Linked DNA regions of Homo sapiens: region 1 is linked to region 2. A link is an interaction called in ENCODE POLR2A ChIA-PET data of the cell type or tissue named here. Cell type or tissue: OCI-LY7. All regions are shown on one strand. Each heading gives the region's core, and the rest is flanking DNA. Links, peaks and the distances in the headings are about the cores only.

Region 1 (5,384 bases), core at 303-5,302, 66 kb before region 2:
AGGCTTGTCTGGTCAACACACCTATACAACTGGATTTCTCATTTAACTTTTCCACTCTACTGAGGGCAAGCTAGTGGGAGACCTGTAATGACACGTGTGTAAACGCTTGAGGACCTCTCAAATCACACCATACTGAAACACACTTAAGCCTGTTTAATTTTGCCCTAGGCAGCACATATCTCTCTATAACAGAAATCAAGGAAAGGGCAATTATAAATTTAACATGTACCAGGTGCCCCAAGTACCTGATCTCATTTACCTCACAACAGCCCTTTAGGGTATGCACAACTACTATGACTCAACCCATTTCGGAACCTGAGGTTCTGCGTGGTTAAGGGCGGTGCTGAAAATCACCAAGCTAAATAGTTAATGAGCTAAAATTCAAACCCAGGTGAGTGTAACTCCAAAGTCCACATGTTTCATGTATACCACAGTATGTCTAAGTCAGAAGCAGTCAGGAGACCTGAATTGTACAGACATTTCTCTAGCATTTTATAACTTGGAATCAGTCACTTACTTCTTTAATACTTAATTTCTACATCCGAAAAATGGAGTTAATCACTAAACTGCTAATTTTATATAGTATTACCATGAGATTACTTACTATGATTACTATTTAGATTCTACATAATTAAAATAAAGTGTTTTATTTTCTCTTTCTATCCTGTTTTTCTCTAAACGGAGAAAAAAAAAAAACCCCACAGGACAGCAGTAGCATTTATAAGAAGCCAACTTCACTACTCTGGTATTTTTTAAATAGAAGCTTTCCTGTCTACAAAATATAATCACTTCTTTTAGTTCCCAGTGTCATCCCCAAAGCAAAGTCTTCACTATAAAGAGGCAACACATTAAATACTAAGAAAGCGCCTCCTGTGTATTACAGGAAGTATCAAAAATAATCCCTAATTTTTACTTGCAGCTCTGATTATCACATGATCATGATTTGTTTCTTGAAGAAACAACTCAATACTCTCATACCAGGTGTTTCACATTCATCTGGCATTGAACAGAAGTCTTACAGGAACAAGAGTGGCTCAGTAGGAGTAGCAGTGTATGTAGGCTGTTTACTGATGACCCTGATCATATCTATTTAACATGATGATCATAAGTGCCAGTTTGCCCAGTGTAGTTTCAGTTTATGTAATTAACACCATGCTTATAACCCTCGAAAGTGTTTCTGGGTGCTTAACAAACCATATTGTTATCCAACTATTAAAAATAATAAATCATTTGCTTCTCTATTATAAATCAAGACAGTGACCAAGTACAGCATAACAGGTGTGAAAGCAGGGTAGCATAGAAATGATGTAAAATGAAATAAATTGTTCATAAGAAGTGCTGAAACTAAGCTGGGCACAGGGGCTCATGCCAGTAATTCCAGTGCTTTGGGAGGCTGAGGCAGGAAGACAGCTTGAGCACAGGAGTTTGAAACCAGCCTGGGCAACATAGTGAGACCTCGTCTCTACAAAAAAAAAAATGTTTAAATATTAGCCAAGTGTGGGCGCGTGTGCCTGTAGTCCCAGCTACTCAAGAGGCAGAGAGGATCACTTAAGCCTGGGAGGCGGAGATTGCAGTAAGATCACACCACTGCACTCCACCCTGGGTGATGGAGCAAAACACTGTCAAAAAATAATTTAAAAAAAGGGCTGAAAATAATAACACAAAAGGAAATAATAGCTGATGGTAAATTCAAGTCTTCTCACAAACCAAACACTATTAGTAATTTTAGTCATTTTCAGCCTTAAAAACACTATGACTTAAAAATATATACAGAATCAAACTGATTAGTTTTTTTTAACCAACAGATCAGAGGAAAGGGAAACCTTTAAGAAAAAGAGAAAGAACGAGAGCAATGCCTGCTCCTGGCCTCTCCCAAGGACTACTCCCTGGCTCCTGTGCAGGCCCCACTCAAAAGTCTGCTCTCTCTAATGCTGCAAGAACAACCCAGGGACAGACACCTTGTAGTAAGCTGAATAGTGTGCCCTCTCTAAATTCATTTCTATCCAAACCTCAAAATGTGACCTTATTTGGAAACAGTCTTTGCAGATGTAATTAGTTAAGCTGAGGTCATACTGGATTAGGGTGAGTCCTCAATTCAATGACTGATGTCCTTGCAGGAAGACAAGAAGACACAAAGATACAGACAGAGAATAAAGCCATGTGACAATGGAGGCAGAGACTGAAGTGATGCAGATACAAGCCAAGGAATGCCAAAGATTGCCAGGAGTCAGGAGCTAGGAAGAGGCAAGGAAGGATCCTTCCCAAGAGGTAGCGTGACCCTGCCAACACTTCAGATTTTAGACTTCTAGCCTCCAGAACTCTAAGACAATAAATTTCTGTTAAGCCAAGTTTGCAGAGTAATTTGTAACGGCAGTCATAGGAAACTAACTCACATCATATGTGAAATTATCCATTATCTCTCAAGACTTTTACCATTTACATAATCAAGAGGCTATAAATCATGGTCCACAGAGGAAAATGCAGCCCAAATAAGAGGCATTCTGCTTCCCATTCAGAAACCCTTCATTGAGCCCGTGACCTACAGAAAGTTTTTGCTCTAAAGCTGAGCACCCCTTTCTCCATGAGGGAGAGGGGCAGTAACTAAGTTATACCTCATCCTTCTTCTCCTGAATGCGTCGTCTCTCTGCCTCAATAGCCAGCTTCTCCTGAATTTCCTGAGCAATTTCACAGTCTTGTTGTTCACTAAAAAGCAAAGGTGAAAACATGAATAAGGAAAATAAAAAATAATGTATTTCCTAAAAGTAATAAATACAATTTATTGAATACTCACTATATGAGAAGTACATTATTTTTCTCACTTTATCTTCAAGATAAAGATGCAAAGAGGCTGACACGGTCACATTTACAGATGAGAAAACTAAGGTCCAGGGAAGTTGCATCATTTTCTCAAGATCACAACGAAAATATGTGGTAGAACTGGAATCTGATCATCACACCCAACAATGGAAAACTCCACACCTCTTCTATACCACCTATCACTTCACCCCACTGGGGCCTGTTTGACGGTCCTGCCTCTACCACTAATAACCACAAATCATTCTCTGTCATGCCATGTTATAAGCTATAAAAAAGTGTACACTTAGTAACTTCACATTACAGGTCTAATATCATAGTATTCTTATCTATTCAAACCAAAGAAATGAAAATAAACAAAAATCTACTCAGACCAATTGCTATTTATATTTCTTCTTTTCCTTCACTCATTGTAATAATTAAGAATCATACACAAAATCACGGACTTAGTTTTCAAAAGCCTCTGTCTTCATTCAAGCCTCTACCTGAACCTCCCAAATTAATGTAAAATCTGTATAGAATTAATTGACTAATAACTACATTGGATGTGATAATAAGTGGGAAGAAAGTAGAAGCACCGTAGAGAAGGCAAACCCAAATGAAGTGTTAAAGGTCACAAGTGACACAGAAGATGTATCTCCTGGTACAGAAAATAAATAAGTGAAGCTTCATCTGAGTTTAATGATTTCAAACCATATTTCCAAGAAGTACCATCTCTGGTTCAGTCAGCTAATTATACAGACTCCTGGGAAAGCGAAACTGAGAAAGCAGTAGTAAACAAGCGGTAATCCTGACTTACGGCAGCCCGGGTATCCAGACTGAATAAAAGGTTCCAGTTCAATGAAAACTGCAGCATTTCATCCTTCCCAAGATGTACAGCTATTAAAATTGCCAGGGAGTGAACTGAAAGACTTCCCTTCTAGCTTACTTATTTCATCCAGGAACAATTTCAAAACCTTGAAGTCTCAGGCAGAAATATAATACCCGGTTCTTCTCTCCTTTAGGACCTATAAAATATCACTCTCTACTCCTGATTTATATTTGAGTGGTTTGTCTTGATAATTTCTGAAAAAGCTCATTATACTGTTATTAACCTAATTCAGGATTTTAAACATCTGCATCAACCTCAGAACTGGCCTTTCTAACAGAGAATTGTGAATAATGTAAAGGGCAATGAATTTAGAACTCTAGAACATTCTAGCTTTGGTTCTCACCTTAACCTGTGACACTGAGCCTCATAACATCTCAAATATCTCTCCTCCTCTTTACATCTCCATTACCATGACCTTCAATTTAGGCCTCATCATCTCCTTCCTCTCTGTCACCACTGTCCTCATTCAAGCCTCACCATCTCTTAATTTGACCATTGCTCAACAGCTGCCTTCAAATCTTGCCCACTCCAAGCCTTTACCCACCTAGTCTACAGAATAGATCCCAAAATGAAAATCTGAAACTACTTCAAAGGTTCTCCATTCCTTATAATTTAAAATCTACAAAACCTGAAATCTTTAACATAACTTATCGTGACCCTTTTGATCCAGCTTTTGACTACTTTCCTGGCCTCACTTCCTACTTCTGCCTGTAAATACACTCTCCACTCCAGCAACACTGAACTTCTTGCAGCTAACGTGAGATTGATTCCAAGTCCTCTTACCTCCTGCCCTTATGCATGCTGCTCCTTCTGGCTAGAATGGTTTTCCCCATCACTATAAACTTCTAATTAACCTTCAAGTTTCAGATTAAACACATCGTCTTGTGAAGCTTTTCCCAGTCTCTTCTCTCTAAATAGGCCTGAAATTTACATTTCAATTCTCTGTGACTCATGCACGTATCTCTAGATACACAATGCTCAAGGTGTTTTCCTGAGGCCCTTAAAGGCAACAGCTGTCTTATTCATATCTCTGGTCTCCTTTCATGGTGCCAGATTTAGCATGAATCAATAAAAGTGTTTATTTACAAAATAAGGGAAGCTTAACAAAATGATTAATAAAGTCCTCTCTACAAATAATAAACAGAAAGACAAACCCTTCCTATAAGTTAGCAAAAATGACTGGCTTTCCTTTTTACCTGAATATGACACTGAAGTAAATTAAGGGGTTCCTTCCATTTTTCCTTTACCCCTTCCTCCTCAACACAGTATCTGTGGTTAAATCTACCCACATTAAAGATTTAGGATGTAAGAGCCACTCTCAAAGAAGAAATGTATCCTGGGAGCTTTATAACACTGAAACAGAATAAAAGTCACTGTGCCAAAAGAAACCTGAGAAATAATCATTTCCGTTTATCTGTGTGTTAAAGGAGGCTACTAGAGAGAACTTTTGTCAGACACTGAAGTTATGAAAAAAACTGAGTCTACACTTCAGAGCTTTTCAGAACATTCTGCTATGTACTGAAAAGCAAGGAAAGTAAGAGCGGCAAACACAGCTAGAACATAGTAAAGGAACCAATACAACCCATAAAGTTATTTGATGTCCACTATTTCACTGGATCCCCCAAAGAAACTATGAGGCAGAGGGGACAGAGATTATTATCCGCATGTTATGGGTAAGGAAAATAAATTCAGAGAAGTT
Region 2 (5,384 bases), core at 277-5,276:
TTTGGTTCGTAAATAGAGATTATTTCAGTTAGGATAATCGATGATAAAATAATTATCCACTTTAACTAACACTATGTGCCAGGTGTAATGCTGAATATTTTATTATCTGTCTTCTCCTTTAATCCACACCACAGGCTAGAAGTTGTGTAGTGCAATGAAAAATGAGGCATTACTATCCTTGTCCTCAGGCCACCCAGAATTTAGAGGGAGACCTACACTTTGACTTAATTACTAACAAATATATTGCAACAGGTAAAATAACACATTATATTATGCTACAAGAATATGAAAGAAGAGGCAATTAATTTTGTCCTAAAAAGAGAATCAAGGAATTATTTTTGGAAAATATGACCTTGGATCTCACATTTTTAAAATAATGAGTTTACCAGGTAGGCTAAATGAAGTATAAAGATCTTCTAGACAAGGGGAATTGTGTGAACAAAGAAATGGTCTCTTGAAAGCATTCTCCTCTCTCTACTGAACAGTGAGGAAAGGTCTAAACCAGCTATCAGGGTAAAAGAAAAGAAAAAGCTGAAATGAGTGTGAGAGAAGAGCAGATGAGACTCAAGAAATTAGTTCCTAATAAGAATAAAGTTAAGAAAGTGGCCAAGGACAGAAGTATTAATATTACTCTATGAGTCAGATACCCCTCAGGGACAAAACTTTTAGGATAATCCACAGTTCAAATCCAAAAGACACACACAAGGAGAAAAGGCACAGAAGTTATAGGAAGGCTCTTCATTTGAAGAGATTCTCATTTAAAGAAAAGGTTTTTTTTTCTTTCTCACAGATGTTGACATTGTTTCCCAAGCGCAATAAGCATCATTACAGTTTATTGCCTGTTCTATGAATGCATTGAGGTGTTCATCTGTTTTTAGTTAATTTGCCTATCAAATAACCACAGTCATGTTTGATTCCTCTCTACCTCACTTGCTCAATGCCAGTTATTTCCTCCATTTAGGAGAAAACCAGCTAAATATGCCAGCCTTGGATTTCTCTTGCTATCTTTTCCTCTAGGCAATGAGATTCTGGATTTGAAATTCCCAGGCCTGCCTAATTTTGGAGACACTCAGCCTCCCGCTTTCCTTAAGAAAGACCTATTTTGTGTGTAAAATAATCAGACTTCCCTCCAGCAGGTGGGGTTTGAAATAATTTTATAAGGAGAGACATGGAAGCACAAACAGAACCACAAGTGTTCTCTTACTCTATTTCTTTATTCATTTGTTTAATTATTAGATATTTCTGGGCAAACAATTATGGGCCAGGAATTGTGGTTACTGGAGATAGTAACCGTATGTTCACAGTCATGAACAAGGTAAATATACACAGTGGCATATTGAAGCTTGTAGTGCAATGGAGAGAAACACTGTACAAAAACATAGAGTAATTGATTTACGGTTGAGATATGAGCTGTTGAGGAAATGTACACAGTGGAGTGAAAGGCTCTGACAGGATGACCTGCTTAATCTGGAGAAATCAGGGGAGATTTTGTTGAAGAAGCCACAACTTTAATTGAGGCTTAAAATGGAGTATGTGTGTATGTGTGTGTATGTGTGTGTGTGAGTGTGTGTAAGTTGGGGAAGGGGAGTATGCCTCCCTGCAGGTGCAAAGTCCTTGTGGCAGAAAGTTGCTTGACATTTTTGAAGAACTGAAAGAAGGGTATTTGTGGTTGAATTGTGAAAAGGGGAAGACAGATACAGATGAGATTGAGAGGTGGGTGAAGGCGGGTAATGTAGGATTTTCTAGATCATGTTATGACTCGCAATATTTATCTATGGGTAATGGAAAACAGTTGAAGGATTTTAAATGGTAGTATTACAGACTGATAATTACATTTCCAAAAGATTAACAGCTTTTGGAGAATGAAGGGGAGAAACAGTGAACATGAGACTTCTTATTGAGGGTATTTCAGCAGTGCAGGTGTTTAAGATGATGCTTTCTTGATCTAGGGAGCAAGTAAGATAGAAGGAGTGAAAGGTTTGAGAAGTATTTAAGAGACTTAATTGATGACTTTGTGATTGATTGGAAAAGAAGACGCAACAGAGAGGAAAGAGTTTCTTCAATGAATTACTGGGTAAATGGTCATGCCATTTTCTAAGACAGTGAATACTGAAAAATAAATGATACATTAGGGTAAAGATGAGTAGTTCAGTTTGTGACATGGTTGAGAAGCCTTGTAAGAAAACCAGGTGGGAAAGTGTCTTTGGATGCACAGGTGTGGTACAAAAGAGGTGGGGAGAGAGGTATAACTTTTGGAGTCACTGACATGTAGAAGGTAATTAAACCCATGTATCTACTAGGAATATATCAAAGCATGATAATAAAAGAAAATCTAGAATCAAACCCTGAGAAAGTTCATCTTTTAAAGGTCAGAGAAAGAGGAAATGCTAAAAGAAGCCGAAAAAGTATAACCAGGAAAGTAGGAGAAAAAAAGAAAACTAGGGAGTTTTCCAAGGAGCAGGTCGTTGTCAGCAATGGAGACACTGCAGAGATACCCAGGAAAATGAGGACAGACAAGTGCTTATTGGATTTAGCAGCAATAAGATTTTTAGAAAGGGCTATTTTAGTATTTCAGTGAAGGGAAAGATGAAAGTGAGATTCAAAGGGATTGAAGAGTAAACATGTGAAAAGTATTAGAGGCAGAAAATTATTTTAGGAAGTTTGGCCTGAATGGGATGGAAAGACTAGACATAGTAGGTAGAAGATTATATGAGTGTCCTAATAAAACTTATTTGGTGTTTTGTTTTGTTTTAAGATGGAAGACAAAAAGTTTGTTGTTGTTGTTGTTGTTGTTTAAGACGGAGTCTTACTCTGTCACCCAGGCTGGAGTGCAGTGGCGCGATCTCAGCTCACTGGAAGCTCAATCTCCCAGGATCAAGCGATTCTTATAACTAAGCCTCCTGAGTAGCTGGGACTACAGGCGCCTGCCAACATGCCCGGCTACTGTTTTTGTATTTTTAGTAGAGATGGGATTTTACCATGTTGTTCAGGCTGGTCTCGAACTACTGGCCTTAGGTGATCCACCAGCCTCTGCCTCCCAAAGGGCTAGGATTACAGAAATGAGCCACCATGCCTGGTCAAGATTTTTTTTTTTTTTAGTGATACTTGGGAAAATTATGTAGAGAGAGAGATTAAAGATGCAAGCTATAAAAGGAATTGATAATATAAAAGCTCCTGAGAAGATTGGAAGAATACATATAAGAGACCCTGATCCTTGATAGGATGGACCTTTTCTAGAACTACCATCACCCTGGAAGCTGAAGAAAGTAAGTGACAACATGGACATTTATCATAGCTCATAGCTCCTGTTGGCCAAGGAGTCCACCCTTTAAATGGAGTCACAAATCATTTTCTTGACAGTTTTTTTCTCTGGTCTTAATTCTGAGAGTCTGGTTTCCTGCTGCTTACAACATGCTTAGGCTTAGAGAGTTTTTTTTCTTACAAAGGCACTGCTAATTTAAATTTGCGTCTTCTAATAGACCCTGGAGTTTGAATCCAGTTTTTGCTCTCTTCCTATTACCAGGGCCTTTATATTTCAGTTGAATCCTTGCTCAGTGGTTTCCCCTTAGGTAATGATTCTAAATAATGTTTTATTTTCCATCATGTGATACAAGGGTAGAACGGTATGTCTAATCCTTGACTTGAAATCCTCAGGCTGGACCAAAATCCCCTACTCACTTTGTTTGTTTGTTTGTTTGTTTTTGTTTTTGTTTTTTTGAGATGGGTTTTCATTCCTGTTGCCCAGGCTGGAGTGCAATGGCGCGATCTTGGCTCACCGCAACCTCCCCCTCCCAGGTTCAAGCGATTCTCCAGCCTCAGCCACCCGAGTAGCTGGGATTACAGGCGTGTGTCACCACGCCCGGCTAATTTTGTATTTTTAGTAGAGACAGGGTTTCTCCATGTTGGTCAGGCTGGTCTTGAACTCCTGACCTCAGGAGATCCGCCCCGACTCCCCCACCCCCGGCTTCTCAAAGTGCTGGGATTACAGGCGTGAGCCACTGCACCAGGCCCTCACTTCTACTTAGGCATCTTTCATGTTCTCAACCACTATTGAAGATACTGCTTGAAAATAGACTAAACTTCCACATTATAGCATGTTTATGTTTGAAAATTCCTGCTGCCATGCTCATCCACTAGATCAAAGCCCCTTCTGGATGAAATGTCTGTATATCTCATGGCTCTTCTTAATAAAGATGAGACAGAATATTTACAGATTTAAAAAATATAATCAAATTTCAAGTTTGGGGATATTACTGCCAACTTTACAGAGACAAAATAGTTACAAAGGAATATTATGAATAATTGAATGCCAACAATTAGAAACCTATATGGAATGGATAAATTCTTAGAAAGACAAAAATTAGCAAATCCAAATTAAGAAGAAATAGAATTGATCTATAGAAGTAAAAAGGTTGAATCAGTATTTCAAGATAACTTCCCACAATAAAACAACAGATGAATTCACTATTGAATTCTACCAGATGTTTAAGGAAGAATTAACACTAATCCTTTACAAACTCTTCAAAAACTTAAAAGAGAAGAGACCATTTTCAATTCATTCTACAAGGCCAGTATTGCCCTGATATCAAAACTGGACAATGACATATATAAAATAAAACTACAGAGCATCTCTTATAAATATAGATGCAAAAGTTGCTAATAAAATACTAGTAAACAGTCCAGCAACATATAAAAAGTAACACACAACATCACCAAATAAGATTTATCCTGGAATACAAGGTTTATTTAACAAACAAAAATTAATCAATGTTATACAACATATTAACAGAATAAAGGATGAGAACTTTATTCTTTTTTTTTTTAAGACGAGGTCTTTCTCTGTTGCCCAGGCTGGAGCGCAGTGTGCGATACCTGCTCACTGCACCTTCTGCCTCCTGGGGGAATTTTATTCTATAGTCGTCTCAATAGAGGGGAAAAGGCATTTGACAAAATGTAATAGCATTTCATAATAAAAACACTCAACAAACTAGAAACTGAAGGGAACTTCCTCAATCTGGTAAAGGGCAGCTACAAAAAAATCCAGAATTAACATCATCCTTAACAGTAAAAGTTGAAAGCTTTACCCTCTAAGCTCAAGAAAAAGACAAAGAGGTCCACTTTCACCACTTTTATTCAACATTGTACTGGAGGTTCTAACCAGGACAATTAGGTAGGAAAAAGAAATAAAAGATACCCAAATTGAAAAGGAAAGAGTAAAACTGTCTCTATTTGTTGACATGATCTTCTATGTACAAAATCCTAAGGAATCTATGAAAAAATAAATAAACAGAGCTAATAAATGGGTTCAGCAAGATTGCAAAATATAAGATCAATATGCAAAAATCAATTATACAAAATCAATCAATACAAAGATCAATATGCAA

Evidence for each region. ChIA-PET counts read pairs that join two places held together with the same protein. Peaks named below come from ENCODE experiments on the same cell type or tissue, not always from the same donor. Only the 100,000 strongest peaks of a DNase experiment are listed, where the experiment ranks them.
Region 1: POLR2A ChIA-PET joins it to region 2 with 7 read pairs; 4 of 35 experiments call an interaction of 5 or more read pairs at or near these places.

Annotation. Positions count from the first base shown.
Region 1 is chr3:191,358,388-191,363,771 of GRCh38, reverse strand. CCDC50 (coiled-coil domain containing 50) reads right to left here. Exons shown (of 12, transcript NM_178335.3): 4 at 2,613-2,703. Among named protein-coding and RNA genes, the nearest start is that of UTS2B, 31 kb to the right of the region's middle. In OCI-LY7, for the core only: no CTCF peak of the experiment used is centred there; no DNase peak of the experiment used is centred there.
Region 2 is chr3:191,292,442-191,297,825 of GRCh38, reverse strand. All of the region lies in intron 4 of UTS2B (urotensin 2B), which reads left to right. Among named protein-coding and RNA genes, the nearest start is that of CCDC50, 34 kb to the left of the region's middle. In OCI-LY7, for the core only: a CTCF peak has its summit at 1,158; DNase peaks (open chromatin) are centred at 915, 1,595, 2,195 and 3,348; H3K4me3 peaks cover 2,509 bases; H3K27ac peaks cover 3,449 bases.